Linked DNA regions of Mus musculus: regions 2 and 3 are each linked to region 1. The links are chromatin loops, found by intact Hi-C in ENCODE. Cell type or tissue: heart. All regions are shown on one strand. Links, peaks and the distances in the headings refer to the core of each region. The heading gives the core; the rest is flanking DNA.

Region 1 (10,937 bases), core at 1,108-9,107:
TTACCTCAAGAGTTTGTTAACTCTCCAGCCCTGTGTCATAACTTAAGCTTAAAGGGATACTGATCATTTGTCACTTCCACAAAATATCACACTGTTACACTATATTGATGACATTATGTTGATTGGGTTAAGTGAGCAGGAGGTAGCAGCCACTATGAATTTGTAGGTAATGAATATGTACACTAGAGAAAGGGAAATAAATCTAAGCCAAATTAAAGGACTTTTGACCTTAAGTGAAATTTCTTTAAGTGCAGTAGTGTGCGGCACACAGAGATATTCCTTCCAATGTAAAGGGTAAATCAGTGCACCTGATCCCTTTTATTATTAAGAAAGAAGCACAATGATTTGTGGGCCTGTCTGGATTCTGGAGTCAGCACATTGCCCTCTTGGGTGTGTTACTCTGGCCTATGTACCAAGTGACTCTCAGAAAGCTGCTATCTTTGAATTGGGTCTAGAACAGGAGAAGGCTCCTGAACAGGTCCAGGCTGCCAATAGGCTTCTCTTCTACTTGGGCCATATAATCCATCAGACCCAATGTACCTGAGGTATTTGTAATAGCTGAGGATACTTTTGGAGCCTTTATCCGTCCCCTGGTGATAAATCACAAAGAAGACCATTGGGATTTTGGAGCAAGGATCTACCACCATCTGCAAACAAATTATTCTCCTTTTGAGAGACAGCTCTTGGCCAGCTATTGGGCCTTAGTGGAAACTGAATTATGACAACGGGGCCACCAAGTTACCATGTGACCTGAGCTACCCATCATGAGTATTATATAACCCACCAAGCCAGAAAGTAGTATGTGAACATCAGAAATCCATTATCAAATGAAAATTGTATATATGTGATCAGACCTGAGCAGGTCCCGAAGGCACAAGGAAGTTATGTAAAGAGGTTGCCCAAATGCCTTTGGTTTCAACTCCTACTAAGATGTCATCTGCTCCTAAGCATACACATATAGCCTCATGGGGTATGTCCTAGGATACTGAGGAAGAGAACACTAAACCCTGCTTTACTGGTGGTTCACACTATGCAGGCACTACCAAGAAGTAGACAGCTACAGCATTACCATCCTTTTCTCAAATGACTTTGAAAGACACCGGTAAAGGGAAAGTGCCCTTCATGGTGGGTAGAACTTCAGGCAGTGTACATGGTCATATAATTTTGCTTGTAAGCATGACTTTGTTACTGTTCTATTGCTGTGAAGGGACATCATGACCAAGGCAATTCTTATGAAGGAAAATATTTAATTGAAGGCTTGCTCACTGTTTCGTAGGTTTAGTTCATTGTCATCATGGCAGAGAGTATGGCAGAATGAGGCTGATGCTGACCCAGTACCAGAGAATTACATCCAGATCCCTAGGCAAAGAGAGAGAGAGATAACCTAGACCTGGCATGGAGTTTTGAAACCTTAAAGCTGACCCCTAGGATCACACATCCCCCAACAAGGCCACACCTCCCAATCCTTCTAATTCTTTCAAATAGTGTCACTTCCTGGTGACTAAGCATTTAAGTATATGAGCCTATGGTAGCCAATCTTATTCAAACCATCATAAAGGAGAAATGGCTAGATATGCATTTGTTTGCTGAATAATGAATAATTTGTTTGCTGTAGCCAATGGACTGGGTTAATAGTCAAGAACTTGGAAAGAGAATGATTGGAAATTTTGGTGAGAAAGACATTTGGAGAATTATTTGGATACATTTCTTCAAATTTCTGAAGAATTTAAAGACATTTTTGTCCCATATAAATGCTCATTAAAAGGTAACTTCAACAGAGGAGTTCAATAATCAAGTAGATAGGGTGGCTCATTCTCTGAACAGTCAGCCTCTTTCCCCAGTCATTCCTGTCATTGCCCAAAGGTCCCATGAACAAAGTGGTCATGGTGGCAGAGATAGAGATTAAGTATGGGCTTTACAACACGGACTTCCCCTCACTAAAGCTGACCTGGCTATAGTTGCTGCTAAGTGCTAAATCTACCAGCAGTGGAGACCAACGCTGAGCCCCCATTATGGCACCATTCTCAGGAATGACTAGCCAGTGACCCAGTGGCAGGTTGACTATGTTGAACCACATTATGGAAGAAAAACCTGTCACTTTCCTGAAATAGATGTTTGCTATGATTATGGATTTGCCTTTCTTGATCATAATGCTTTTGCCAGACTTCCATCTGTGGGCTTTATTCACCCCCATGGTATTCCATACATCATTGCATATCAGGGAACTCACTTCAGAGCCATTAAAGTGCAATGGTGGAGTCATGCTCATGGAATCCATAGGGCTTACCAGGTTCTCCATAATGAAGCAGTTTGCTTGATAATATAGTGGCATGGCCTTTTGAAGACACAGTTACAGTGCCAGTTAGGTGGCAGTAGCCTGGAGGGCAGGGTTGGGGTTCTCCAGAGTGCAATATATGGAGTGTCTATAGCCAGGCTTAATGGGGGCAGGAACCAAGGGTGGAAATGGGAATTATCCCACTCACAATCCCTAATGACCCCCAGGAAAAGTTTTGCTTCCTGTTCCAATGATCTTAAGTTCTGCTGGCCTAGAAATTTTGGTTTCAGACTGGGGAGCTCTCCTGCCAGGAAATATGACAAATATTCCATTGAACTGGAAGCTCAGACTTCCTTCTGGCTACTTTGGGCTCCTGATGCCTTTAAACCAACAGGATAAAAAAAGAAATAACACTGTTAGGGGGAGCAATTGATCCAGACTTCCAAGAAAAAAATTGAGTTGGTTCTTCACAGTAGAGGTAAGGAAGAGTGTGTCTTGAGTACTCAGGGCATCTCTTGTTGTTAAGATGTCTTGCCACTAAAGTCAATGGGAAACTACTCAGCCTAATCCAGGCTAGATGACAAAGGTCCCAGACTCTTCAAGAATGAAGGTATGTCTCACTCCTTCAGGAAAAGAACCAAGACCTGCTGATGTACTTGCTGAAGATGAAAGAAATACATGCAGATGAAGGATAATAGAGAAAGGTGGTTATAAATACCAGCTAAGGTGATATGACCAGTTTGTAATAAGCATTGTTTCTGTCCTGCTTTGCTAAGGATGTGTTTGTGCATATACACATATATTAAGGAAATACTGTATTTTCTTTACTCATTTTTCTCATGTCATGGAACATCAATTGAAATAATATCTGTGGCTATTATCATGTCTAAGTTATAGGACACTAAAATACTAACTATTCATTGAAGAACATTATATATTCCTTGAAGAAATATATAATGCATTTACGATTGTGAAAAGGTGAAAGTCCTGAGTGCATGTATGTTGTTGATATGAGCATGTTCTGTCAAGTACCCCGATGCCTCGGATCCATGGGGATGGCAAAGCCTGGCCTGGATCAAATTCAGAGGAATGGCAAAGCCTTCCCCTGGTCCAACTCTGGATGCTGACAAATGGCTAACCATTAGCTAAACCAGGGTGTACAGAAATTATCAACTGCAGCTTCCTCCTCCTCAAGATTGCAACTTGAGACTGCACCTCTATAGAGGCTTCCAACCAAGATTAGCTAACCCACCTCTATACAATACCTTTATGTTGTATAGAATAAATGTACTGTGTTGAATATAATCTGTGTACTGAGTTTCAGGGCTGCTGCTGCTGCAGTTGCATCAGGGCACACCCCCCTCAATCCCAGCCTTTTCTGTATGTATATATGTTGTCTTTTCATTCGCTGTCACCTCAGTCAGACCAATTCCTTAGCCATGCATGTTGTGCCATATGTGGGGTGGTTATATCCTGTTCCATGAAATTATGATCTGGTTATTGTTTTCATTTGTAAATTAAGGATGACATAAAGAAGTGACTGTGTCAAATTGAAAACGGATGGATTTGTGATGGCTAATCTTGGTTGTCAACATGACTACATCCGGAATCAACTAAAACTCAAGCAGCTGGGTGCCTATCAGGGATTTTCATGATTGGATCATTTGAGATGGGAAGATCCACCCTAAGTCTGGGCCACATCGTATGGAAGAAGGAAGCTTTTACTTCCTGCCTGCTTGCTCTTATTCCTGTTGGCAAGTTCATTTGTCCTATTGCTCAGGAATTCCTTTGCTGGTACTATAACCTGCTTCTTCAGGATTCCAATGTAGATTGAAGACCAGCAGCTCTTAGGAATCCTTTGGGACTCTAGACCCAGACTGGGACTGACTCTGTGTGTGTGTGTGTGTGTACGCACGCGTGCGCGCATGTACATGCATACGTGTGTCTAATATATGGGGATATTCTGGAAAGCCAAGAAGTGTAAAAGTTTCAGCCAAACACATTTTCCAGGGCTGTCCAGGATGATGTGAGTGCCCGATGGGACTGTTTATCAAATGCAGGGGCCATGGCCACAGAGATGGCTATCTTCTCATCTTTAAAGGTCAAATAGTTCCCATTTTCAGTCTTCAGCAGAGTCATTTCCTGTTGTGAGTAACTGGGGTCCCATTTACTTAATAGCCTGGGAGTTAATGTGGCTTGTCATATCGGCGGTTCCATCCCCCTACCTACTTTTTAAAGTTGCTATTTTTGCTTCTCTGTCTGCTCTGTGGTTACCCTTGGCAGTAACAGCATTTTCCCTTTTGTAACTTGCAGGGAGACAGATAATTTTAGCCACATTATCAGCAGTAGCAGCAGGGAGTGGAGATATCCCTGTCTATCCAAAGACCTGGTCCGGAACCATCAGTATATATTTTAGGGTTTTTTTTTATTTTAATTTCCCCTTTTTTCATTGTTGAGTCACATATTCCTCCCATATCTGTATAGCAATGGTGTATCTCCCCCATATACTCATCTTAAGTATTGTATCACACACAGCCTGAGGTCCCTAGTGACTTCCCATATCATAGGATGCACATTGGTTAGAATCTAATCTCTGGAGACTACAGGACCTTTCTGATCAAAAGGACAGGCAATTTATCAGAGGTGTCTCATTGTCCCCTGAGTCCTGGGTCACCATGAATCTCAAAGACAAAGGTATTGAATGTCCTCTCAGACCCTGTTATCCTCTTTGCTGTAGACTTTCAAGCTTTGCTGAACACTCGGAAGAACAGCATCACCAGCCTTATGCTTTAAACTCTGTATGTATAACATTCAGTGAATAGGAAACAAAACAATCCGCAGAATTTAAAGAAGTCTTGGTTTGTTTTGGCTCAGTTTTCCCAAGTGGCCAAAGTTTAACAAAGCTAATATCTGTTACCATGACCGGATCATTATAACTTTAAGAATTTTAATAAACCTTAAACATTAAACATCTATCATTCTTAAATCCTGTACTCTATAAACCTTGTATAATTTACTTAAACCTTTTATGACTTAGCTTAAGCTTTTGTGGTTTTGTTCTCATCTTTATCTTTGTTGTTGTTGTTGTTGTTTTGTACACTAAGGGCAGTTAAGGAAGTCATTGCCCAGGCCAATATAACTTTAAAGCTCCCCTTTAAATAGGCTTTCGGGAGAGAAAAGGAGGTGGGGGGAGAGAGAGAGAGAAAAAGAGAGAGACAGAGAGAAAGACAGAGAGAGACAGAGACAGAGAGAGAGAGAGAGAGAACGAACTAGAGAAAGCCATATTTTGTCATCCATCTACATAGGAGCATTGATGAGGAAGGCCTGCACCGACTGTGACAACTTTGAGCGTTCTGTTGGCTCTTTCCTTTTTAATGACTCCTTAGTAATCATCCACCCCAGATGGTGGACAGCCTATCTTACAGAAGGCCCAGAATGTTGTGTGAGACAGTTTGATTCGACCTTACATTTCCCCAACGTCTTTTCTTGACATTCGTCTAAGAGTGTGGGGTTATTCTGTTGTCCTCTCATTAGGTCCCAGTAGGTGGCACTCACACATAAGAGGGAAAAGAGAAGGGTGAGGACTATTTGGGTAGGGCTTCATTTGCTTCATCCTGGAGCCTCTTGGCATATGGCAGGTTCATATAAACCCGAACTTGGATCTGAATTCTCCGGGAGGGAAAAAGTTCCCCCCAGATCAGATACTGCCATTCAGTTTATTCAGACACACATAACCATATGACTACAATCTCTTGCCTACTGCCTAGAAGTCACTGGAGAGCCGTGTTTTCCCGGATAAATTTACACAGCTCAAGGACTCTTAGAAGGTAATCAACCAATTGTCCTTTCCATCCAAAGAAATGCTAACCAGATATCCAAAACCAATTGAACCGAGTTTCTTCTTCTAGTCTAATGGGAGAGGTTCCCTGACCTACTTCCTGGGGCTGGGCTCCATTCCACTTTTAGAGATGTCCCTAGACCCCAGAATGGCCAATCTCCGACATGTTCAGTGGTCCGTTGGTGCCAGGCAAGTCTCTGTTCTTGTGCCCAGGGAAGCCAGCACCCCAGTGCAGGGGAGATGAAGCCGGCACCCCAGGGTGGGAGATGAAAGCACTCTTGCATTTCCTAGCTAGTGCAACAGAAAGGCTGAGACCAAGGAGAGACACCCAAGGGTGGAAGCCAGGAAGCAGTTTATTGTATCCATATAACAGGCTCAAGGGACATCAGTTCAAAACACTAAGCCCCAAGTTCAGCTATACAGAGCATTTTTACACCCCCAACCTTATCTTTTGAGCAACCCAAAGTGACATACATTTTGATTGACCATGCTCAGTAACCCAAAGTGACACACATTTTGATTGACTGTACTCAGCTTTGTCTTAGTTACTTTCCTCTACCACCATGGATTCTATTCATCTGGAACCACAAACCAAATAAACTCTTCTATAAGTTGCTTTTTATTACAGTAATTTAAAAACTTAACTCAGGCAGCAGGGTAAAATTGTTGTGAAGATAGTCACTATGTTAAGTCATGGTACACAGGTACTACAAGAACTCAAAACTCACTGATATGAATCTCAAAGTTATGAAATTGAGATAATTTAAAATACTAGAGACAAATAAATGATCAGCATTTGTGGGGCTGCAGTTGCTGCCCCACTGAAGGCTTGCCTCCAGTAATGCCCTGTCTCCACTGTGAAGGCAATATCATGGCAGCCTCCCAAAGCCCAGTGTCAGCACTTGTAAATGCAGTGTAACTTTCACAAATCAAGGAGAGAGTATTAAATGAAGCTCTCCACAATGTCAAAGTTTTGAACTTGTATGAGTGTATCTTGGAGTAACACTGTTTCCTATAGGATGACTGCGCTATAACCTATTTCCCAAGTATCCTATTATCTGGACATTGGGTTTGTGATAGTCTTGGGCTGCCATCAGAGAGTATTGCTGGCTGAGTAACTGAACCTTCGACTATTCCTGTGTATCCCTGTGCAGATCAGCCCTGTCTCCACCCAGGTCATACTGGATTATGTTACAACGTTTGCTACTTTTCTTCTTATTGTGAACAAAAACTTAACAACTTCAGGAGGGAAAGGTTTCTTTTGGCTTACAGTTTGAGAGTACAGTCCATCATACAGGGGCAGTCTGGCGGCAGAAGCAGAAGGCAGCTGGCTCTATTATCTCATGAACAGAGAAGCCAGGAAGTGGGGCCAGACTATGAATCCTCAAGGACCCCACCCCATGACTAACTCCCTTCAGTCAAGCTCTTCTCTTCCTCTACCAAGGCTCTCTCTCCTAAAGCTTTCATTACCTTCCAAAACAGTACCACCGGCTGCAGACCAAGTCTTCAAACACAGGACAGGAGTATTTCTCCTTCAAACCATAAGCCTATTTGAGGACATAGAACTCATTGAACCAGACCACTTGGTTGGTAAAGGCACTTGATGTCAAGCCTGATGGTCTGAGTTCAGTCACCAAGGCCCATAAGGTAGAAGGACACAAGTGACTCTATCTCGACATGAGCACCATTGCACGCTCGAGCACACACACACACACACACACACACACACACACACACACACACACACATATGCTTGAGCACCTGAAGGGAATAGATACAATGTCAAAAAGACTGTGTTTGCTAACTTTTTGTTTTTATCTCAGTAGAGTCACCTTTTAAGAACACTACTGGAGCCAGGCTGTGGTAGTGCATGCCTTTAATCCCCTTGAATCCCAGCGTGGGAGGCAGAGGCAAGTGGATCTCTGCTTGAGAACAGCCTGGTCTACAGAGGAACGCTGTCTCAATAAACAAAACAAAAAAAACCTCTACTGGAAATTGAGAAACAAACCCAACAGCAGCAGCAGCAGCAGCAACAACAACAACAACAAAAATCCAACTGGGAGAAACCCCAACTGACTGAAGTAGTCAATACAGTGTAAAACAGCCTATGTAAATTTAGTCTTATTAAACATTTATAAAAGACTGCCAAGTCACAGATTCTAGACCTACAAAAATTTCCCAGGAGATGGAACTTGTACCAGTATCTCCTAACCAAAGCCCACCAGGAACACGGTCCGTGTAGCTGAAGGCAGTTTTGCTAACCATGATACCACCAAAACCTCTTTACCTGACATTGAAGGAGTTGTTCATATTAGAAGAAAGTGAACACCAGGAGAGAACTGCGTGGTGCCTTCACTTAGTGGTGTTAGTGGCACTACTGAGTTTGAGTTTGGTTGGGTGGATTGAAAGGGTCTATGGAATCTAGGCTTGCTGTAGATTGGATGTCCACGAGAACCTCGATAAATCCAAATCTATAGCAAATTGGAACCGAGATAACATTGAAACTTGTAACAGAAGTAGCAGTCATTAATTCTCCCAGGTAGGGGAGATATTTGGTATTTTGTGAGTGACAAGATTCTGTCTGTCTGTCTGTCTGTCTGTGCCTTAGCCAAAACTATAAATAGGCTTGTTCTGTTTCTTTGTCCCCAAAGCAGGCTTTCCCACAGATGGACTTCTATAATGCTCTTTTTGTGCAAGATGAGAACAGCATGGCCCAGCTGTGGAGGGCCAGCTTCTGAGTGGCAGGATCACCCCCTCGTCTGTTAGTTTCCAATAACATGGAAGCAAGAAAATTAATGACAGAAGCCAAAGTAACTCAGCCTACAAAATCTTTATTATGAAATAAATAGAATTGGATAGTGTAATGTGGCATAACAATTGATCAAAGAAAGCATTAAATGTACTAATAACATTGGCTCTAGAAAAGACTTCAAGTAGTTCATCACTATATAATTCTAACTCAAAGTATTGGATTCTAGTTTGGGAGGGTATGTAATTTGCTAATGTCGTTGGAGAACAATTCAGCCATATCCACAAATATTGAAACTGCATTTATTGTCTGTTGTGGTGGTTCACTCCTTTAATCTCATCATTGTAGAGGCAGAGGCAGGAAGATCTCTATGAGTCCAAAGCCAGCGGATTCTACATAGCACATTCCAGGCTAGCCAGGGCTACACAGTAAGATCTTGTCTCAAAACAGCAAAAAACCCTGCATCTGTCTTTTGACAAAGTAATTTTAGTTTTGAAAAATTATTCTAAAAAGAAAATTGCATATGCACACCCCCAAACACCCACAAAATGGCACAACATATAATAGTAGTACTAGGTCCACATGTAATAACAAGAGTTGGGAGACATTAAATACTCTGTAGGATATCTATAAAACTAAGTGGCCTTAACAGTCAGTATTTCCGCAGTGTCAGGGTTCGGTCCACCTATTACACTATTGCACATCCACTGACAGAGTAAAGTCATGAGTGGTCCGGGAAGCAGCAGATTGTCTTCCTTAAGCCCGGTCCAGGGTGTTGGCAGGGCCGGCATAAGGGTTTCCTGGGCTTCTCCAACTCACAAGCAAGGACAAGGTGCTGGATCACTCATCACTATGGCAACAGGAGACTTCCCGGCACTGACAAGAGATGTGAACTAGGACTGTGCAGCTTCGGGTCGATTCAATCTGGAATTGGCAGAGCCCAGGAAGAGTCGCTGCCCCATCAAGACTTTTTGTCGTTAGTAGGATTATGATAAAGCCGGGAGCCTTCCCAGGAACAGTAAACAGAATATCAAACCCGGCGCGTGCTCGACCCTGCGGGCCGCGGACCTTGCCTCTTTCGGCGCCACTCTAGCATCACCATGGCAACCCCAGGACTAAGCCAAGTTTCTCTGCCTCTTTAAGAGAACAGACTGCTACCCAAGAGCGCCTTCCCGCGCCTGTAGGGAGCTTGTATCACCATGGCAACTCAAAGGCATCTCAGCCGGCTTTACTGACCCTTCGAGGGTCCTGGTCATGGCCCCACCTCTTCCGGCTCCTCACGCATCCTTCACCATGGCAACTGAGGCTTGGGTTCACCATAGCTTGCTGAGGAGGGAGGGATGTGCGAAAGGCTGCGGGTGTGGGGAAATACTTGCGTCCAGGAGAGGGGTGAAGGAGGTGTTAGTGGCTGGCGCGTTTCCTCCCCTGGTTAGGGTGGCTCACGCAGGTGGCGATGGCTTCAGCTTCGGTGTGCGGAGGGCATAGAACATGAGTGCATCTCGCGAAGGGCAGAGAGCAGTAGCTCAAAAGCACAGCATTCTGCCCTGGGTTCTGGGCTGCAATCCTGGCTCCTTGAGATCAACATTAGATCTCTATGGTATTCCGAGTCCACTCACTCTCAGTCTGTTTTTGTTCCCCTGCTCTTGGCAACCTAGTGTGTGATTAAGGGTATGGTCTCTGGGCTCAGGCTTTATCCGAAAGAAACGACAATGATAGTAATATCTTAAGGCTACTTTGAGTATTAAGCAAGGAAATGGGACAGAGTATATACTTCCTGGGCTTAGTTTCTGGTGCATGACTCAGTAAATGTTTGTTGCTTCTAGATTCCTGTAAACAAGTCACTTAGCCCCTCTGCACTTAAAGTTAACCTTGCCTCTTTGAAAAATAAGGCCAATAGTACCTCTAACACAATTAGGACAGTATTATAAAGTCCCCAGAACAACAGTAGGCACGCAGTAAATGCTATTTAAGTTCTGCATTATTACACTTTGTGCTGGTTAGTTTATGTCGAGTTGACACAAGCTAGAGTCACTGGAAAGGGGGGAACTTCAATTAAGAAAATGCCTCCATAAGAT
Region 2 (10,937 bases), core at 1,682-9,681, 260 kb after region 1:
CTCCACTTCTAGCTGACCTTGCAGATGTGCACAAGCAGAAAGTAGGGGCTAATGACGAGTAGTAAACTTCCTGCCAAAGAATGAAGGTATGCCTCAGCACACAGAGGACCATGATAAAGCCTGGGAGTTTCCCATTCAAGGCACTTACCAGCTAATACAGCAAGCTTCCGGGATGTACACATGGCTCTACAGAATAGGTCAAGAAAGTCACTAACAACAGAAACCCACAGCGGCATACACTGGGGAGACGGGAGCTTACTCCAGATTCACCGTTATATATTAGCCAAAAGTCTGGGTCAGGGGTGAGGAGGGAACCAACACAGAAGTAACAGAATATGGCACATGTCTAAAACAAAAACCTCAGAAACAAATTCCCCTTGAGGAAGTCCAGACATCAAGGCCACCCAAAATCTGCTGTCTTGAATATGTTCACCCAACTAAAAGACGACAGAAAGCTCACTCAGTGGAACATGAAGACCAAGAAGCATGAGCCTGTAACACCGATTCTAGGGCAGCAGCTCCCTGGGGTCTGTGGCCAGACTGGGAAAATGGCTGAGCTCCAGGTTCAGAGAGACCCTGACTGAAAGGCAAGATGAAGAATGGTTGAGGATCACACCCAAGCGTGGGCTTACACACACACACACACACACACACACACTCAGGTGCATGCCAGCTAATTTTGATATGCCTTGACTAGTTCAATGGCTAAGCACTTCTAAACCTCCCCAAAGCTAGCAAACACCCCCCTCTGGTATTCCTGAGTTAGCATCTTTTAAAATCTATATTTCCCCTCAGCTACCCCAGACCCTAGGGGCCACTTTCCCAGATTCTTACATGCCAGTGGGACTTTAAGTTTCATCTTTCTGCTTCCCCATCGTGGTGATTCTCTGTCTCTCCTCTCTCTTCCCTGGCCCACGAAATCTAAAAGTCCTGCCTCTGTCTCCCTGCCCAGCCATTGGCTGTACAGCAATTCTTTATTACCAATCAAAGCCAGCTGGGGGCAGGGTCCCTCAGGACTAGAGCGTGGCTTTGGGGACCAAACTAAGACAAAGCATTGAAACCAATTCCCAACTATTGTAATTCTGTTTATTTAATGTGAAATGGTGTTCACACAAAAATCTGTATGTGGATGCTTACAGCAGCTTTATTCATAATAACTCTCAACTAGAATAACAATTTACATGTCTGTCCTTCAAGTATTTAAGTATGTGGTAAGTACATAAACTACTTGTAGTGTACCCACACTGTGGAATACTACTCAGTCTTGAAAAGGAACTATTGACATCAATAACACCCGAAAGAATGCTATAGAATTATGTTAATTTTTATTTTAAAAGGTAGTCTTAGAGCTGAGGCTGTCATTTAGTTGACAGAGTACTTACCTAGCATGCACAAATCCCTGTGTCTCTAGCCCTGCATAAGCTGGATGTGGTGATACATGCTTGTAATCCTAGCATTTGGAAAATGGCAGCTACATGGTCATGGCTACATATCGAGTTCAAGGCCACCTGGAGGATTTGAGAGCCTACCTAAAACAATTCTAAAGGCTTTATGATACCATTTAAAACAGTCTTAAGATGAAAAAATAACAGGGATGGAAACAGATTCCAGTTGCCCAGCATCTATGACACAGTGGGAGGAGTGTGTGTGGCTATAGAGGAGGCTCCTAGGACTATTCTGTCATGACCACATCAAACAGAAATCTTAGCTGTAATATGGGCCTACAGCATTAAGATGTTACCACTGAGCCAAGCCATGTACAGGATACAGGGGATCTCCCTGTACTGTTTGGTTTGGTTTGGTTTGGTTTGGTTTGGTTTGGTTTGGTTTGGTTTGGTTTGGTTTGGTTTGGTTTGGTTTGAGCTACATGTGAATATACTGTCATTTCAAAACAACAATCTTACTTTTAAAAAGTAATTGGGATTTATTTTACTGCCCAGCATGATCTATCCTCAAGAATGTCCCATGTGTGTTTTTGAAGGACGTGTGTAGCACTGTGGTTTTGACTACAGTTTTGACAGATCAACACACTCATAATAACTGAAGTCTATGTCTGCTAAATCTAAAATCTTGAGCCACTAAAAGACTTGTGTATTGATTGCTGCCGATCGGTTTTCTGTTGCTCTGACAAAGATGCCCGAGATGATAACTTATATAGGCAAGCGTATAATTGAAGAGAGCCAGTAAATCCCACATCCTTTGCTAGGTCTCAAGAACACGTTAAAAGCTCAGGCTGTTTCCAAGCTGACATCATCCTTCCTTCTTACTTTCAAGACCTCACATTACTGAAGGAGGAGTAGCCAACTGGTATACCAAGAGACTCAAGGCTGCTCACAGCCTTATCGAGCTCTCTGGGCTAAAGAATGCATCCCTGCAGTAGAGCTGGATGAAGCTCCCTTTATCCCCAGTATATACAAGCATTTCTTTGGCTTTCATCTTCCAGCTCTTTGAGATTGCTGACTGGTCTATCTAGTTGTCCCAGCTAGTATGGAAACCTTAGGCTAGCTGTGACACGGGCTTCTCTAGTTTTATCTTACCAGCCTTGAACATGCCATGTGCTGTGTGTCCTGTTCTCCTCACAGCCGATGCTCAGTCTACAGAAGAGACCTCAGTTCTAGCCCAAGCCACCCTTCATTTTCATTGTTTTTACTAAAGTCAAACAGGAATCCTTAAATGGATGCTCCCCAGTCTAGTATGTGGAATGTAGGTCAATGCCCCCTCAAGTTGTTTTGCAGTCACAACCCAAGCAACTCACTGCAAAAATATCACCAGATGATGATGCTCTTGACCTGTGTATACTCATTTTTAAATCTGTCTAGAACTATTCATTAGTAAACTCCAACGCTGCTTCAATTTGTTTCAGAAGTTGAAGACATTTACTGCCCTAACCTCCAAAGCGCAGACATGCAGCACAGTGGGCTGCCCCGTGGTTATTTGCCCTGGTGACTGTGCCGCTGATGGAGGCTGAGAGCTGCTGTCAACACTTCACACACTAGACTAGGAGCAGGTCAAAATTTGAAATCCAAAGAGTCATTTTTACCAAACACACAGTTTTTATACAATAGAAAAAAAAAAAATTCCAAAGCTCCTAGGTCAATCTATTTTAAGATGAAAACCCTATATCTACCCAAAACTGAATCTCAGAATTGTCCCTATCCCAACTAAATACAAATGGAAACTCTGTTCTTCCATCTGCTAAGGTGAAAAGCCTTGAGTTTTTACTGTCCCTATTTTTTCTTCACCTCAATAATTCCAACCGCAAATTCTAATCACAGACAAGCAGACCCTGCTCACATCATCACCACCTCCACGGGGACCCATACCATCATCTTGCTAGGAATTTTGCAGGGACCTTGTCAATGGACCTTCCTGTGTCTCTCAGCCTCCCCAATCCCTTCTTAGGACACTCTATCTCACAGGTACCCATCCCACTCCCAGTGAAAGCAAGTGCCACTCTTGGTTCCCTGGCTCCTCTGACTTCAGCTGTGGTTCTCATTTTACTCCTGCATCAGCCATGTGTCCTCGGGACACAGGAGCTATGTGGTGATTCGTTAGTAAGAAATAGCACCAGCGAAGAGCGAAAGTGCAGATTTCTAGAGCAGCTATTATGTCTATGGCTGAGACAGTGTCCAAGGAAGGGCATATTCCCCTGTCCACCATCACCACCAAGCCTGAGAGCCAGGCCAGGCTGGACAAGGAGGCTGTGGCTCAGTATAGAAGCCACTGGGCATCTCATTATCAGAACTTGCTACACATCTGCCAGAGGAAAGCACTACTGAGGAACCTCCTCCCTCAGACCCCATGACACCACCCCCCCAAGTGTGCCAGAGGAAGCTGCCTAGTGCCAGTGCCCGCTGTGCATCACAAAAGCCCCTTTTCCTGCCAAGTTTTGGTGTCAGAGAAATCACCCAGGCTGCAAAGGGACAGTCTCTTCTGACAATGTCTCTCCAGCACCCTCTACTGACAAACCTAAACAACTGTCTTGAGAAGAAAAAAGGGGAGAGTGGATTTGGAGCTGACAGGAAACCTTCCAGCTGTTTTATACAGCAAGACCAGCACCTCTGTATTGAGTGAAAGCTCTCTAGCTTCCTACAGGCACCTGTTCATCTTGTTTCCAGTCGACTATAATGAAGCAGAACGGTATCCCAGACAGTCCATCTCCTCCAGTGATTACCATTACTCAGCATCGCTCATTTGCATATCCGTTCACTTTCCACTAAAATGCAGGCTCCTCCGGGACAGGAGCTTGTTCTGTTCTGTTCGTTCTTGTGGACCCAGCAGAGTTGCCTAGAAACGAATGGTGTCTAGCACACAGTAGGTGCTCAATAAATATACATGCACTGCTTTACATTAGGAGCACATAGCAAGAGCGGACAAATACCAGCCACTATCATCTGGACAGCAACACACTTCCCATGATGGCACTCCTCTTTAGATTGCCCCCAAGATCTCTTGGCTCTTCAATCCCTTTAGGGCTTATGTACACACAGAAATTTATTCATGTCAGAAATATGCAGCACTCAGGATGCTGAGACAGGAAGATGAGCTTGAGGCTACCCTGAAACCAACTCTCCCCACCCCACCCCACCCCCGCTCCCTCCCCTCCTCCTTCCTCCTCCCCCTCCCCTTCTCCCACTCCCTCCCCCCTACACACACACACAAGGGGAACCGGGACTCAGATCAAGAATAAAGCATCACCAGCCCCCTGCAAGTGCTGTGTCAAGTTATCCAGTCCGGCTCCTCCGTCACAGAAGTTAGTTCTTATACATTGTTCATATGTTTTGACTTTGAACTTTGACATTTGTTACTTGACAACTTGTAGAGAAGATTCAAACTGCCATGTGTTGCTGCAGACCCACGGTGTAAGATGCTCCACTGTACAAATATACAAGTTGTCTAATTTAATGTTGATATGTATTTAGGTAGTGTCCAATTTATGAATACGGCTTTGCATGTATTCTCATGTCTGTCTTTTTGAGACTATGTCAACATTTTTCTATCAGGCATATATTTTAGTATGAAAATGCTAAATCATAGAATATGTGTATGCTCAACTTTACTAAAAAATCCCCCACCTAAAACTGACTCTCAGTCTGTTAGTCCAACCCACTCTGTAAGTAAAGCTTAGAGCCCTTAGTAAGGAATTCTGGCAATGCACTTGTTTCTCTTTTGATGCCCAGCTAAACATTGGTTTATTAAACAGAAAGAAAGATATAACATACACAAGAGTAAACAACTCCATAGCTAAGTCTAAAGCTACAGATCTGACTCCTAAAGCAAGGGAAAAAGTGTTATAAGGAAAGTGGAGGGGAAAAAAAGACGAAGAGAGAAATGGAGACAGACACAAACTCCAAGTCCTGGCATCCAGGCCCACACTCGAGGTCCAAGTCTTCTTCACAGAGTGGTGCAATGCTGCCTCCTGGTGGATCTGGACTTTCCAAGTTCATCATTTTAAATGCATCTGATTCTCAAAACTTGGTAATGTACATATTTAAAAGGCTCCAAATGATATTCAGTGTAAATTTCCCCTTTCATTTTGTTCCTCTCAAAGCAGGCTCTTCCCATAAGCAACTCATTCCTGAGATAGATTACTGGTAGGTGCGCCTGGACTCAGCAATTTCCTTACTTCTAACACCAGACTTTAAATCAGAAATACTGCTAATAATTTGGAAAATCCAAAGAAAAGTATTTCCATATACTCTAAGTCATGACTACCTGATTTGTGGTTATTAAAAAGAAATCAAGAATATGAATTTCCCAAAGTGTTCCCACTCCTGGTCTACATTTTAATTATCAAGAAAGTTGATTAAAGTTAATTTCCTTGAAAGTGAGTCCATTTGCCCTGTTACATGTTAGACACAACTGACAGTTTACTAGGTCCTCCTTAGAGGACCAGTGGCAATCATTATAAAGACTCGTCAGCATAGGTGATTATCTCCGCAAACCTTTCCTCAACACAATCGATGACATTAACTTCACAGTGCAAAAGAGAAACAATACATATATAATTTTGCATACCAACTGCCATAGTAGACTTTTTCCTTGATAACTGCCAATTCTAAGGAGGACCTAGTAAACTGTCAGTTGTGTCTAACAATGTAACAGGGCAAATGGACTCACTTTCAAGGAAATTAACTTTAATCAACTTTCTTGATAATTAAAATGTTTACATCCTTTGACTCAAATTCCATTTAATTAGCTAAAGCCATCTCATTGTTAGTGAAAAAAAAATAAGTTAACTGTCCAGTCACAGAGAACTGGTTAATAGTGGTACTTCACTCATCATGTTTATATATAAAGATCTGAGATGTTTTTGACAGCGCAAGCCTGTAATTCCAGCTACTCGGGAATTGGCAAGTGGGGACTAAACTTAAGGTCTGTCTGAATTTAAGTAAATTTAAAGCTAAAGTGGGCAACTTAGACACCGTCTCAAAATAAAGAGGGCTGAGGACATGGCTTCGGCAGTAGAGCAATTACCAACCATGGCCAAGGTCTTCAGGTTCAATCTCCAAGACTGCAACAAAGAGAAGCTCTTTCTGGGCTGCTAAGATGGTTCAACAGGTAAAAGTGCTGGCCAGATGACCCTTTAAGACCAAGGAATGAAACAACCCCCACAAGTTGTTCTCTGACCTCCATGTGCACACCACGGTTCACACTTTCACATATACACACTACATTTAATTTTAAATAATTAAAGGCTAGGCTAAAGACACGGTGCAGCGTTAACAGCACTGGCTGCTCCTGCAAAGGAGTTAGGCTCTGTTCCTAACATCGACAGTGACTCACAAAGGGATATGGCACCTGGTCTGGCCTCTGGAGAAACTGGGCAGGGAGAGTATACTTAGTAACATACACCCGCCAAGATACTCCCACATAAATTATCTTAATATAACCTCTGGAGAAACTGGGCAGGGAGAGTATACTTAGGAACATACACCCGCCAAGATACTCCCACATAAATTATCTTAATATAAAAAAAAATATTTTTGAGTATATAAAAACACAACAAAAAGGAACGAACACCCAGAGAAGTGGCAAGCACTGGATGCTGGGACTCCATTTTCCTTCAAGTCACTGGTTTTGCAAATATTTTTCCCTTCATCCTTTGGTACACTAAATTTCACAATTCTGATGAAGTCCCTGGCAACTTTTGTTGTTGTTGTTGTTGCTTACGCTTTCAGTGTCAAACCTAAAAACCCACCATCATAAATAGTGAATAATGGTTTGTATTCCTTATACTCAGTCTATCTTTTTACCTTTTCTAGATTGTCGAGTGAGGAGAATGGAGTGCAGTAGAGGTCTGTGGTCATTCCTGTCTCAACATTACCTGTTTGAGATGCTTTTTTTAATTACCTTCAAGCTTACCTCCATAGTCCAGGGCGTCTCTCAATTCCCATCTCTATTCAGCCCATGCCTAGATGCAGCTATTGTACTCTACCACAGCTTTGACAGCTACCTAGACCTTAAACATCTTACTTTGAAAATTGTGGCTGTTCAAGACTCCCTGTGGTACACAAAATTAGCATGTTTCTTTTAACTATTCCACTAGACTTAGGAGAATCAAACTCACTTAAGTGGTATAACTCGCTTAATAATCATGTTCCAACCCATCTTTCCTCATTTCCTTTCACAATTTTTCATTTTCAGAAACCTTAGACCTCTTTGATGCCTATTCTTCTGGTTGCTATCTGTGATCACTAACCTTAGTTGTCAACTTGACTAAATTTACAATTAACTAAAAACTGGGTGCACCTGAGGCATTTTTTTTCTTAATAAAATCACTTGACCTGGGAAGACCCACTTTTAATCCAGATCTTTTGAGGTGGAAAGATCCATCTGTAATCTGGGCCTTCTGCTGACAACCTATATAAAGCACATGAAAAACAGAAACTTGCCCTTTGCCTTCTTACTCTTGCTGGCAAGAGAGCCACTTCCTTGGGATTGTGGTGAATACTGAAAACAGACATCCAGCCTTGTGGACTAAACTACTGGATTCTTGGACTTTCTATGGATAGACAGCCGTTGTTGGAGCAGTTGGACAACAGTCTATAAGCCAATCTAATAAACCCCTTCTATAATTCATTTTGTAAGCTCTGTTCTAGAGAACTCAATTCACTATCCCAACTATTAGTTTCCTTTCCAGACTGACACTGGTATAAACTTGTATCCATTTCTACCCTACAACTTTGCTCAATGTGTTCACTCACTGGCTGCCTATGGACTTGCACCTTCCTGGACACACAATCCTATCATCTGCAGTTCCTTACTCTCCTAGCCACACGTCTTCTTCCCACTGCCCTAACTACAGCTTCCAGCACCCAGTGAACAGCCACAGCAGCAGCTTCATGTTGGCTGTGCAGCCACTCCCCACCCTGACAGTGCAGGGAATCAAATCTAGCTTTGCACATATTGGACAAACATTCCATCATTAAGCCACATCCCCCAGCCTTAGCTGAGGGATTTTTATTATTCAGAATTTCCTTCTGTTCCCAGTTTGATCATGAAAGGATAATGGGACTGATCACTGACTCTTCACCCCTGCTAATGTGACTTCAGAACTACCACTGCATGCCAAGAAACCAAACACCTCCATGGTTCACCACTAGTCTTGATGCACTAAGTACCAAGACTTAATGCTGCTCACTATCTCTTCATCCAAACAAACTGGCAATCCCATTACAAACAAGTCTGGTTACAGTATATGCTGTGCGGCCCTGAGACAAAGTTAAACGGAAGCTACCCGCAACCCCTCAAGAGCATTTTCACTTTTAGTGTTTGTTTCATACCCAAGGGATGATATTTATTTCATCAAACTGATCTTTACATTTGGTAGGCAAAAAGCTTCATACTGATTCACCTTTTCTTAGTAATTTTTTTAGTCCCAACAGTAATATACTAGTGGGAAACAGCTAAAAGTAGGATTTAAATTTCCAAGGTAACCTTTTCTAACTATTAGGCACTCAGAAGACAAATGAATATATCAACTGTATGTATAACAGTCTCTTAGTTTATTATAAACCAGCTTCATAGGCCACAGAGAAAAAGGACTATGTACATACAGCCTTTTGGGAAGGAAACAGGCAAGGAGCTGAGGAGAACCAAGATGAGTCTAGGGCCTTGGAGGGCACATTTCCCAGGGAGGGAGCCCTGAAAGGGAAACCAGACAATCCAGGGAGACTCCATGAACTGCATAACAAACAAACAGGTCTGTGGTAACCTGACCCTGGGGAACAGGGTCCACATCGCCTCTGAGCTACTGACATAATGCTGTGTGAAGATCAAAGCAGACCTAAAGCAAGAGAAACAAGTTTTTAGTCAGTGCCTGATCTATAACTCAAGCCCCCAACTTCCCGACTCTGTAAGTAGCTATCAAGTGACTACAGGAACATAGAGAGCTATTTGGAGACATTCCTGAAGCTACGTCTAAAAAAACTACAAATGCAAAAATCAGAGACATAAAAGTAATAAAATTTGACCACTACTTATCTTAAGATCTACTATGAAGACTTCATAGAAAGAACACAGGGCTGGTAGTCAAGATGCCCTCTGGGCTTTCTTTTTTTGGGGGGAGGGGGTGAGAAAGTCTCACAACCTGGCTGACCTCAAAATCAGAGATCTATCTGCCTCCTGAGTCTTGGAATTAAAAGCATAGGCCACCATGACCAGCAAAAGAGATACTCCTAAATTAGTCAAGGGCATCAGACAGTCTCTACTGTGATCTCAGACACCTTCATCTGGGGTGAGCCATGAACACATCTCTGTTCTGGAAACAAAGCCAACCAGTTAAATGCTTACCTCTCCTCGATACTTTCAGGACATAGCTATCCTCCAAGAGCTCACTTCCCTGAATTTGAGGCCCCAAAATGGATGTGGTCTAAAGCAAACCTCCAGTTCCTGCCCTAGTAAATTCTAGGAAAAGCAGCCAAACTCAGTGTTTTAGGCACTTACCTCGCATGCCTGGAGGAGGAGGCCGCATGCCAGGAGGGGGCATGCCCATTGGAGTTCCTCGGCCAGGAGGGAGCCCCATTGGGGGACCCATGGGAGGCCGCATGCCAGGAGGTGGGCCCATCATACCTGGAAGAGAAGAGCTCAGGTGACCTTCTAAAAGATGGAAGGAAACATACAAAGCTGTCTACCAAGTCAGAAGGTCTAGTCCATCCTCTCAGCCTCACAAGCAAAATGGCCCTTGAGCCAGAGTGGAGTTCCTAATGGCTCTTGTCCAGCTAGTTCCCAGTTCAGTCAGCCAGGCTGGATCTCAGAGTAATCCTGCTTAATTACACAGACGCATCATCAGCTTCAGTCAAGGATCTATTTCATCATGAATCCAGCTAAGGCATTGTGTGACTAATTAGTGCTAGTGTCCTTTGATGACGATACTCACCTGGAGGAGGGGCTCCTCGGCCCATAGGTGGAGGAGGACCCCCACGACCAGGTGGGTACTGAGTTGGGGCTCCTGCAATACTGGCTGTGGCTGCAGCGGCAGCAGCTGCAACAGTGCCTCTTCCTTGTGGGGTCATCACCTAAGGAAATATAGAGGAATGAAAGCAATCTTCAGTGCAGCTTCCTACTCTTCTCCCAAACTGCACTGAGCATCATCAAGTCCTAGAGCTACAGCTCATGCCATTACTTTCCATGTACAAGTCTTATGTATCAGGAAGCCTGAGTGCTCAATGTCCAGTCTCTTGGCCTGATATTAATATTAAGGATTCCCAATCCAACTTGGGAAAAGCACTTGTACTTTTAATTAAAACTGGTGACATGGAAAAAGAAATGTCACGGGAACATTCTCCTAATTTCAGTTGACCAGAATACCTTTTGTACATCTCTTCATATAGCAATAACTGATAATCGTGCCATCCACGAGACTGGTCATTCTGGACTCTTCCCCAAGCTGTGGGTTTGCCCTTATCCTTTTGGCTACCAGAAACTAGTATCTT
Region 3 (10,937 bases), core at 1,320-9,319, 340 kb after region 1:
GTCTTGGAAGGTTCTAAAAAGGCAAGTGATCAGCACTGGTCCATAATCCTTCTAGCCATTTTGGCTTCCTTAAGAAACTGCTCCACACTCCTAAGCCTTATATTTTACTCTGGGATATAGATATCACTTGACCTTCTCTGAAAGTAGCTGGCCAGTTCCAGAGGTCACTGCCTCAAAGGATTCCTCTAAGCTCCCCATGGTCTGATGAGGGTATGCCTCAGTCCCCAGAGACAGTTCCCACAGCTCATCTCACTTTGTTTTCTGACTGTTCTGCTCTGTTACTTACTAGATTATGAACTTCCTGAGAGAAAACCCTTTTGGGCACTCTTGTGTCACCACTGACTTGTCTGTACAGATTAGACCCTGAATTCTCAAAATGAATGGATGGATGGGTGGGTAAGTGGATGCTAACTTAGGGAGAAAACTTTATGGAAAGGATCAAGGGACTTTAGCCCATTGCACCCTCTGGTGGATTGAAAGCCTGAGAAGTTCTTTTCTGAGAAGACTGTCCAGTGATAAGGTGGAGGCCAGATAGCAGGGAGATAGTTTTACTTGTTCCCATGGAAACAGCTAAACTACCTCCAGTTCCATCCAACTTCAGATTGTCATTTTTTCTTCCAGCTTTCTAATGAGGAAAAAATCAAGAACATCACTCACTGGACCCTGTTTAACTATTACAATTCCTCAGGTGGGAATGAGAGTGTGCCCCGGCCACCACCACACCCTGCAGATGTGCCCAGAGGTTCTTGCTGGGAGACAGCTGTGGGCATTGTGAGTAGTTGTGCTCTCTGAAAAGGTGATCCTTGTTCTGTTTTTTGTTGTCCCTTTTTTGTCTTTCCATTTGGGAAATAATCCTGAAAACTCAAATGTCCATCAAGTAGGCATTTCCTAATCACCTTGGAAGGTCCAAGTTGAATATAGAGCAGGCTCTGTACTTCCTGGAACTTCACATGTATCTGCTGTCTTTAAACTTGTGATGAAGTTGTTGAGTGACAAGACTTTTCCTAAGGAGATGTGACACACATGGCTACTCACCCCAGATAGTGTGCTCAGAGCAGATCAAATATAAACACCACCAAAAGTCCAACTGGTGAACCAATGAGTTTTATGAAGGTCTCTTACAGGAGTGTCAGTGAGGGTTACTTACAGGAGCAGAAATGAGTCAAGTCAGGGGCATCACCAAGGCTCACCCTAGCATGGTTGACAGCTCATTAAAGCTGGGAACCTGGAGCCCACTACACAGCCTGTAAGCAGTTCAACAAGTTGAAGAAATCCTTTCCATTTGCTTCAGTTGGTGTAAGCCTCCTATGGGCAGCAGCTGGACTTGGGGTCTTCTTTGTAGCTCACCTCCTTTAAGAGTGACTCTGAACAGTCTTTATAGCTTTCCCTGGGAAGGAGAAGCCCAGTGAATTTGGTAGGTTTCAGGAACTTCCTGAACCTACTTTGAATTGTTTACCTTCTCATTTAAGAAACTTCATTGCTGGTTGGAATGTTTTGGTCTCCTAGGAAACTGCTACATACAGAGGCCTATCAGCTCCTTTCCATTAAAAAACAAACAAACAAACAAAAAACAAAAACCAACCAGTTCTTTATGCCCTATGTAAATGGAGAAAACCTTGTTCTTTTGTTTCTGCTATGTGGCTCTTTGGTTTATTTTCTCTATAAATCAAGAAAAATTATTGATTAGTAGGAAGTATTGGCCAAAGTAACTGATGGTCACATTCAGTCCTAGTGGGGACAATCAGGATATCAGAGCAGATGGGAAAAGCAAAAAATGAGCCCAGAGATTCTGGCAATGATAAGTATGGGGCACTGGTCAATGATAATAAAGCAGGCAATTTGCATACTTGACAGAAAGGCTTCCAATAACTCAGCAAACATGCTATTACTGACTACTCAAAGTTCAGATAGTATTCTGAAGTTATTTAATTAATTAGTGACTTATAGAGTGGAGGTTTAAATTACACTTTCTCCAAAGTCTGAGGTCCTCTCTCTGCCAGGAAGAAGCGGGCCACAGGGATGGATTCAGGTGAATGGGAGGGAGAATTATGTAGCTATGATTGTTTGAGGGAAGTGGGCAAGTTCCCAACTGGCCACTTCTATCTTCCCGTGTTCCTCCCTGCAGGAGTTTATGAGGCTCACCGTGTCTGACATGCTGGTAACATACCTCACCATCTTGGTCGGAGATTTCCTCCGAGCTTGTTTTGTCCGGTTCATGAATCACTGCTGGTGTTGGGACCTCGAGGCTGGTTTTGTAAGCTCTTCCTCCTATGTTCTTCACTAAGGTGCTAGCACCACCCTCTCTGATATTGCTACTCAGATACACTCTTGTGCATTTCATGTCTGAGGATGCTTAAAGCAAGTCACCATTCGGTGAAGTGTTTAATCATATTTACTTAAGAGTCCACTTTGCATTCACCAAAGCAACTCCAGCCTTTGCCACTGTGACCTTCATCCAGAAAATGGAGGCGTGGAGGCTGAGGAGATAGCTCAGTGGTTAAGAGCACTGGCTCTTCTTCCAGAGAACCAGGCTCCATTCATATCACCCACTTGGTAACTCACAACTACTCCAATTTTAAGATATCTAACACTCCGTTCTTGCCTCCCTGGGCATCAGGCACTTGTGTGGTACACAGATATACATGTGGGCAAAACACAATACACATAAAGCACTAAAATAAAAAGAGTTCTTAAATTTTTTTAAAAAGAAAATAGAAGCATTCAGCTTTGGGGAAAGCTTTTTTATATTTTTCAATGCAGAGCGGGCCAATGGAGAACTACCTGACTTCTATGAGAAAGGCCGAAATCTTAAGATACATAAACATTCTAGAAATCTCTGAACAACCACGAACCTGATGCCGTTTCCCTGACTTCTTCTAATTATGCTTTGAGAAGCCTCTCTGACTCTTATCGCCTCCCCGAGACCCCCTCTTCCCCACACTGCCTGGTGAAATGCTCATCTCAAGCACATGCCATTCTCTCACTATGGTGGCTTTCTATGAATTCCGGGAGCCTCAGGCTGGCCCAGTGAGGGCCACAACACCACACTGTTCTTCTCAGTAGTCAAGTTGGGAAAAGGACGTCTCCTTAACTGAGCGTCTGGCGAAAGACTCCACATCTTGATTACTTATGTAGCCCTCACCCTGGCCTGTAGCATGGTGCCTGACACCTATGGGCCACAGTACAGGCTTCTGGCATATGTTTTAAATAATACTATTCAACCCCTCGTCAGCACCAACAAACCCTGTGACTGTGCCTGAGAACAATAGTGAAAGAGTGGTGACCTAAAAAGTGATGACATCTTTGATAGGAAGACAGTGTTGCTGTCTTCAAATTAATTTCTAAGTTCCACAAGATTGCAAAGTTATAGGAAAATCTGCTCAAAAATAAGCATGTGAATGTATAGGAAAGCTCTTTAGAAAGAAACCATCCCTCTAATAGGGTATAATATGAAGCCAGGCTTGGCAGTTGGAAAGATGGTGGTTCAGTGGGTAAGAGCACTTGCTGCATACACAGGACCCACCCCATTCAGATTCCAGCGCCCATGTAGAAAGGCAGACAGGGTCACATGTACACTGTCACCCCAACACTGTGGATTGCTAGGGCTTGCTGACTGCCAGCCTAGCTTCAGCCTCCCTGAAAGCCCTTGTCTCAAAGGAATAAATATGCAACACATGGGTGTGCACATGTGTGCACACGCAAACATCACACTCGCGTATACATACATACAAAAGAAGAAGTCAGAAGATCGGGAACTTAAAGCTAGCTTGGGTTATATAGTGAGACCCTGTTCCAAACAGAGAGAGAATGATGACACTGTAATAACTAAAGCTGGCACTGGAATACACGTCCTTGCTAAAGCAGCAGAATGCAAAGCACAGACACTGATAGAAGCTATGGGGGAAGGCCATTTATCATAAAAATGTTGTTTCAAGTCAGTAAGGAAAAGCATTATCCAAAGATGAGCTGTAGGGGCTGGAAAGATAGCTCGCTGGTAAGAGCACTGGCTACTTTTCCAGAGGACCTGGGTTCCTGGGTTCAATTCCCAGAACCCACATGGTAGCTCACAGCTCTCTGTAACTCCAGTCCCAGGGGATCTGACACCTGCTTCTGGCTTCTGAGGGCATCAGGCCTACACATGTTGTACAGGCATACATGCAGGCAATATAAATAAATAAAATGCTTTTTAAATTACTTTTTCTAAATGAGCTGTAGATGGGGAGAGGACATCTTTCCCTTGGTTATAATCTTAAGTTGCATTTCTGATTAAAACTGATGAAATGTTTCCTTAGGAGCTGAATTCCTTTCCAAAACAGAGAGTCAGGCTTCAGCCTGAAGAGGTAGATACAATTTCAGGTTGTTGTTGTCGTCATCGTTGTCCTCAAAAGCTTCAGGTTTTTTGTTTGTTTTTTGTTTTGGGGGGGGTTTTGTTTTGTTTTGTTTTGTTTTTGTTTTTGTTTTGTTTTTTTGGTTTTTCGAGACAGGGTTTCTCTGTGTAGCCCTGGCTGTCCTAGAACTCACTTTGTAGATCAGGCTGGCCTCGAACTCAGAAATCTGCCTGCCTCTGCCTCCCAAGTGCTGGGATTAAAGGCGTGCACCACCACACCCAGCAGCTTCAGTTTTAATAACTTCAAAACTCTGGGGGCCAAGGAGCCGGCTTAGCAGTTAAGAGCTCTTGCAGGGAACCTGGGTTCAGTTTCCAGCCTATAAAGCTGCTAACAGTGTCCGTTCCAAGGGATCTGATGCCCTCTTGTGGTTTTTTAGGTCACTACACATATGTGGTACACAGACACAGACAAAACATCTATACCCATAAAATAAAAATTAATTAAAACTTCAAAACTTTTCTTTAAAAGTTTAAAACAAAGCCGGGCATGGTGGCGCATGCCTTTAATCCCAGCACTTGGGAGGCAGAGGCGGGCGGATTTCTGAGTTCGAGGCCAGCCTGGTCTACAAAGTGAGTTCCAGGACAGCCAAGGCTACACAGAGAAACCCTGTCTCGAAAAACAAAAACAAACAAACAAAAAAGTTTAAAACAAGGATGGTGATAGAGGTCATTTGGTGGAATACTTGCCCAGCATGCCAAAGGCCATGGGTTCAATCCCCAGCACTGCCTAAGCCAAGTATGGTAGCACACACCTATAATCCCAGCACTTGGGAGGTGTTGGCAAGAGAATCAGAAGTTCTAGCTATATAACAAGCTAGAGGGCATCCTGGGCTACATGAACCCTGTCTATAAACAAACAAACAAACGTATGTATGTCAAAAGCCTATTAAACAGAACCTATTGGGTATGATGCTTTAACCTCAGAGCTTGAGAAGTTGAGACCTAAGGCTCACCATAAGTTTGAGGCCAGCCTGAGCTACATAGTGAAACTATTGAAGATTAACAAACAAACAAACAAAAAAAGCAGGAAGAAAGAAACCCAAGGCAGGCATTTTGGGTGAGTTGTCTTGACTTGACAGGCTCCAGCTGGTGTCACCTAATGATCGCTTGCTCTCTCAGTCCCCCCTTCCCCTCTTGTCCTTCCTTTCTCTCCAGCCCTCATATGCCGAGTTTGATATTAGTGGAAATGTGTTGGGTTTGATCTTCAACCAAGGAATGATCTGGTGAGTTTCCTATTTCCCCTGAGGATCATATGATGGGGGAGTCAAAGAACTGGAGCATCCAACTTCTCTCGGTGAGCCGGGAGGGGCCAGCGAATCACCTCGCCTCTCTCAGCTCCTGCTTTCATCAGAAAGCCAAAGAGCAGGACAGGATGAGAAGCGGAAAAACTAAAGGTAACCAGTGTGTTGCAGAGAAAGTAGGAATGGAGAGAGAAGAGCGGGGGACGGGGTTGGGGGGCAACAGAAGGGCGGAGGAAATGGGGGAGAGGAAAGTGAGAGGGAAGGAAGGAGTTTCCTCCTCCGGAGGCTGCGCAGAGTCTGTAGGATTGTCTGTAAGCCACACCAGCCTGGTGGGGTGCTCCTGGAGGCCAGAGACCATGTGATCTGCCGATAGGAAGCAATGATAAAGTCCTAGCCAGGGTCCCAGCCAGGAGTGCTCAGAGTTATCTCCCTCTCTTGGGGACTGGATGGCTCCAGCCTGATGGCAAATATCTTGGCTAAACAGGAGGCCTCTGCTCTTGGGCCCTTCAGGAAAGTAACTTGACTGCACGCCCCTGATCCACCCATCCGTCCTATCACCTTCTATTAGCCCTCCCTCGCCTGCTACCAGGTCAACCAGGTATCCTGTCTCTGACCTTTCAGGATGGGCTCCTTCTATGCTCCAGGACTGGTGGGCATCAATGTCCTGCGCCTGTTGACCTCCATGTACTTCCAGTGCTGGGCAGTGATGAGCAGCAACGTTCCCCACGAACGTGTGTTTAAAGCCTCCAGATCCAACAACTTCTACATGGGCCTGCTGCTGTTGGTGCTCTTCCTCAGCCTCCTGCCTGTGGCCTACACCGTCATGTCTCTCCCACCCTCGTTTGACTGTGGCCCCTTCAGGTGTGCTCTTTGTTGCTGGGGACAGTTCTTCTCCTGAGGCAGTCTACCCACAGGTCCTGGGTCATGCCAGCCTGTGAGAGGCTCTGGGGCTTTAGGGGAACCACTAAAACCATCCAGTAAGTTTTCTGTAAGGAGGGAGATGCCCCATGTGGTAGCAGGCAGCTACTTGTGGCTATGGAATTCTCAAAATGAAGAACTGGGAAACCTAATTTCTCCTGTTTTTTCATTGTAATTAATTTTTATTTTAATAACCACAGGTGGCTGACTACCATATTAGATGGTACAAGTATAACCTTTTAATAGTAGATAGTCTGATATGATTGTCTTAGCACAGGATAAATCATAGAAGATAGTCTAACCTCCACCCAGATGTGAAACAGGAATAGTTTGTCTTGACTGAGACTCTCAACCGGGTCCCCACACTCTATAGAATTCTGCTAGTACTGAAGGTTGGTTATAAATGAAAGTTCTTTGGGAGATTGGATGTAGTTATATAAGGAAGTAGATTGAGCAATGATGTGTACCTACGATCTTTATAAATATTAGACCCACTGAAAACAAATCCCTCTACTTCAAAAAAAAAAAAAAAAGTTGTTCTAGGACTATAGGTATTTGGAGCATGTTATCTTGTACCAGGTGTCTCATTTAGAAATCCTCTCTGTGTCCTCCTTGAGAATTTTACAACAGCTTTCAAGGATAAACTAGTGTTCCCATCCTTGCTGAATACCTGTCACAGACCAGAAACAGGGTAAGGCAGGTGAGAAGAGCCTTGCATAATCTCAAATGCAGCTGTCCCCTCTAGCTGTGCATTCACCCACTCTAGGGCCAGCCCCGCATGCGTGTGAAGTGTGCTGTGCTGTGGGGAAGGCCAGTTGTCTCCTCTCCCGTTTAAGATGGGCTTGAGGTTGGCATATCTAGAGGAGGTATTCAGTGGAGTGTTCTGTCAGAGCAGGATCCAGCCACACAAGAGTCTGCACAGAGGAAAGAAGGTAGCAGTCAGGGTACAGAGCTGTGGGTGAGCAGAGATGCCAGAGTGAGGGAACAACAGCATGAAGGAAGATTCAGTTGGCTTCTTGGTAAGCACCTGGGTGCAGGTGCTCCCATCACTCTCTCTCAGTGCTCACCTGGGCCCAGGAAAGATGACTTCTTGGCCTTTGTTGTGCCTGTTCCTTTATGTGTCCCCTTTTGCCACATCTGCTTTCCTGGGTGTCCCTGGCAACCTCTGTCAGATCATAGGAAAAGAGACCTAACCTGAAACTCATAGGAGAAACATGGTTATAATCTCCACCAAGCTGAGCTAACAAAGGCCACTTCTCAGTGAGAGCTTTGCTAGAGTTCTCAGCTGAAATGCACCTGTGTTTGCATGCACGCGCGCACACACACACACACACACACACACACTTCTGTTTATATCCTATTTACCCATCATGTGTTCTTGTTTTGGGGTTTTTTTTTTTGGGGGGGGGGGTATTGTTGTTGTTGTTTGGTTTTGGTTTTTGTTTTTTTTTTGGTTTTTGGTTTTGTTGTTGTTGTTGTTGTTGTTTGGTTTTTCTTTGGTTTTTCCAGACAGGGTTTCTCTGTATAGCCCTGGCTGTCCTGGAACTTACTTTGTAGACCAGGCTGGCCTCGAACTCAGAAATCCGCCTGCCTCTGCCTCCTGAGTGCTGGGATTAAAGGCGTGTGCCACCATGCCCGGCTCCCATCATGTGTTCTTTTTTGGACATGATGGCCACTGGCAATAAGCCAGCACTCGGAAGGCTAAGGTGGAGAAGCTTGGGTTTAAATTCAAACCCTATCTCAAAAACAAACAGACAAACATGTTGTGCCTCTGCCTTGTTTATCTTATTACATTCTCCCAACGGACAGAAGGTCCATGAGGAGATGGTGTTTTCTTCCTTTCTCACCGTGTTATACTCAGTGTCTGGAAGAAAACAGCTGCCTTATGGTTAATGTTCAAAGTAGACGGCCGACTCACAGAAATTCAGTTGCACAGGGAAGAAGTTAGGGTTTGGACCACACTAAATGTCTCAGGATCCTGGCAGGCAACATGAATGTTTGTGATGATTATTAGCAGTGCATAGCATACAATCACAAATGAGATTTGGCGAGCTAAGCCCTTCGGAACAAATCCAAAAGACAATCTGGCTTTGTAAATAAAGCTTTATTGGAGCACAGCCATGTTGATGTGCTTTCATAAACTCCATGGGTACTTCTTCATTTCAGCAGTAGGACTGAGTAGCTGAAGTGGAAAACAGCCTACCTACACAGCTAAAAGTGGAATTATCTAGGTTTTTGCAGTAAAATTCAGCTAATTTAAAGAGTATATCTAAGAGCCAACTCTCTAACTGACCAGTTTTGAACTCTTCCCAGGTTCATTTCCTAAAGGACGGGAATGCTGGTGACGTTAAGTTCATAGGGTTGTTCTGAGGATCTAGTTTGATGTTATCTGTAAAGTACTTAAAGGACCATGTTGGTCTTTAGTAGGAATCTCAGTGACCCTGTTAAGCCAGAGCTCTGCCCAGGTCAAGGACAGTTGGTGGTCATCTCAGCCAGCTGTCACCATGAACAATATGGCCCATCACTATGAACTTTTCAGATCCTCATAAAAATCTGAAGATTTATTTGAAACCATATACCAATTTCAATTAAAAATTCATTCAAAATTTTAAAACACTCTATATCTTGCCACGGAATAAGTCTGTGGACACGGACTACATCTTGGCCAGTCTTTGATCTGTTTCCTCCAAAGCAGTTCATAGGTATTTGCTGTGTATATATCTAGGTATGTGACTCAGGGACACAGTAAGGTGGAGTTAGGAATGTTTGACTATGGGCTCTGGCTTTTCCTGCGGCCAGTGAACCAAGACTGTGGTTGTCTGCAGCAGACTTAGACCCATCTATGATAGCTGGAATTCTGAGGCATGCTGCTGCTGGTTTTTATGTGAACAACATGATGTGTTCATGCCTGTTCATTCTTCACTCATGAATTCCCTTATTTCTAAGAGAAGGGTAAAGGCAATCCTACAGCACATGGAATTTCAGGGAGAGCTGCAGTGTTGGTCACAGGAGAGACACGCTGCCCCACAATCATTCCCGTCCTTTAGGAAATGAACCTGGGCAGAGTTCAAAACTGGTCAGTTAGAGAGTTGGCTCTTAGATATACTCTTTAAATTAGCTGAATTTTACTGCAAAAACCTAGATAATTCCACTTTTAGCCCCAAAATCCTTTGTCTGTGTTTGCAGCTCAGGTCTGTTGTTTTCTTCTACTTGTGAGGGAGACCTGCTGGCTCTCATTTAATCCTTTCCCTCTCCCTCTCCCTCTCCCTCTCCCTCTCCCTCTCCCTCTCCCTCTCCCTCTCCCTCTCCCTCTCCCTCTCCCTCTCCCTCTCCCTCTCCCTCTCCCTCTCCCTCTCTCTCTCTTTCTGGATTTGTTGAAATTGCGCCAGCATTCTTTGCAATTGACCAGGAGGAAGACACAAAGGAAGAAAGGAGCCAAGGAGCCCCAAATAACCACATGGTTGCCAGGGAAGACAGAGGTAGTGATTTGGAGGTAGCCAAAGTTTTCTGAAAGTCTACTGTGTGACAGTCACTGATGAGGGATATAAGGTGCTTATAATACCCCCATCATGTGGGAGGCACTCTACTAATCATCAGCTAACTTTGTCTGTAAGGAACTTGATAGTGTATATTTTAAACTTTGCAAGTTTCTAGGCTGGAGCATAATTCGTTGCCTCTGAAACTAATGTTGAAATTCAGCTGCCATTATGTCAATTTGAGAAAAGCCTGACCTTTAGAAGGTGGTGAAACAATTAAATGGCAGTAGGGCCATCCTCTCATGACATTGGGCTAGCAATCATGATTGTGAGCGAGTTCTCACTCATAGTGTTGTATAATATTTAAACCCAATCCAGGGTTTCTACCCTGCCTTTAACCACTTAGTTCCTGGATAAAAGACATACCACCTTTATATTTACAAAAAGCCTTCATCAGCTAGGCAGATATTTATCCTCTGCTATTATGTCTATTTCCCAGCCAATAATCCTATTATATAATTTGCCATGTTTCAACTGGGCTGCTCTTAACTCCAATCAGCCAACCCACAAGGCCATTATTTCATGACTCACCTAACTCATGGTGGCTTCCCTCTCTGACCCCAAGCCTGGGAACCCTAAAACCTGCCTATGTCTCTTCTGCCCATCTACTGGCTGTTGGCATCTTTAGTCACCAGTCATAAATAACTTGGTCACATTGGTCAGAAATAGCAAGGTCATGCAGCATTACTTGGGACTAGTGTGGACTCTCTTGTTTCTGAGACAACCAGGTCTTGGGGGCCTGCACTTAGCATTACAATAAATAGCAACAGGCCAAACCTCAACATCATGGGACTGGACTAGTAAATATAAGAGTAAGTTGTTAGCAGGGCGTGGTGGTGCACACCTTTAATCCCA

What was found. A loop is a pair of places that touch in the nucleus more often than their neighbours do. Peaks named below come from ENCODE experiments on the same cell type or tissue, not always from the same donor. Only the 100,000 strongest peaks of a DNase experiment are listed, where the experiment ranks them.
Region 2: a loop joins it to region 1, with 8 times the contacts of the local background. A loop is called at or near these places in 13 of 42 quality-filtered maps.
Region 3: a loop joins it to region 1, with 3.0 times the contacts of the local background. A loop is called at or near these places in 18 of 42 quality-filtered maps.

Annotation. Positions count from the first base shown.
Region 1 is chr2:129,899,161-129,910,097 of GRCm38, forward strand. No RefSeq gene overlaps it. Among named protein-coding and RNA genes, the nearest start is that of Gm39933, 7.7 kb to the left of the region's middle. In heart, for the core only: a CTCF peak has its summit at 5,808 (motif pointing right); no DNase peak of the experiment used is centred there; H3K27ac peaks cover 1,597 bases.
Region 2 is chr2:130,162,655-130,173,591 of GRCm38, forward strand. Snrpb (small nuclear ribonucleoprotein B) reads right to left here. Exons shown (of 7, transcript NM_009225.2): 5 at 10,382-10,520; 6 at 9,949-10,074; 7 at 8,982-9,289. The coding sequence ends at 9,279. Among named protein-coding and RNA genes, the nearest start is that of Snrpb, 11 kb to the right of the region's middle. In heart, for the core only: CTCF peaks have their summits at 3,967 (motif pointing left) and 5,415 (motif pointing left); no DNase peak of the experiment used is centred there.
Region 3 is chr2:130,242,373-130,253,309 of GRCm38, forward strand. Tmc2 (transmembrane channel-like gene family 2) reads left to right here. Exons shown (of 20, transcript NM_138655.1): 13 at 622-771; 14 at 2,126-2,254; 15 at 5,543-5,610; 16 at 6,250-6,489. Among named protein-coding and RNA genes, the nearest start is that of Nop56, 27 kb to the right of the region's middle. In heart, for the core only: a CTCF peak has its summit at 4,770 (motif pointing left); no DNase peak of the experiment used is centred there.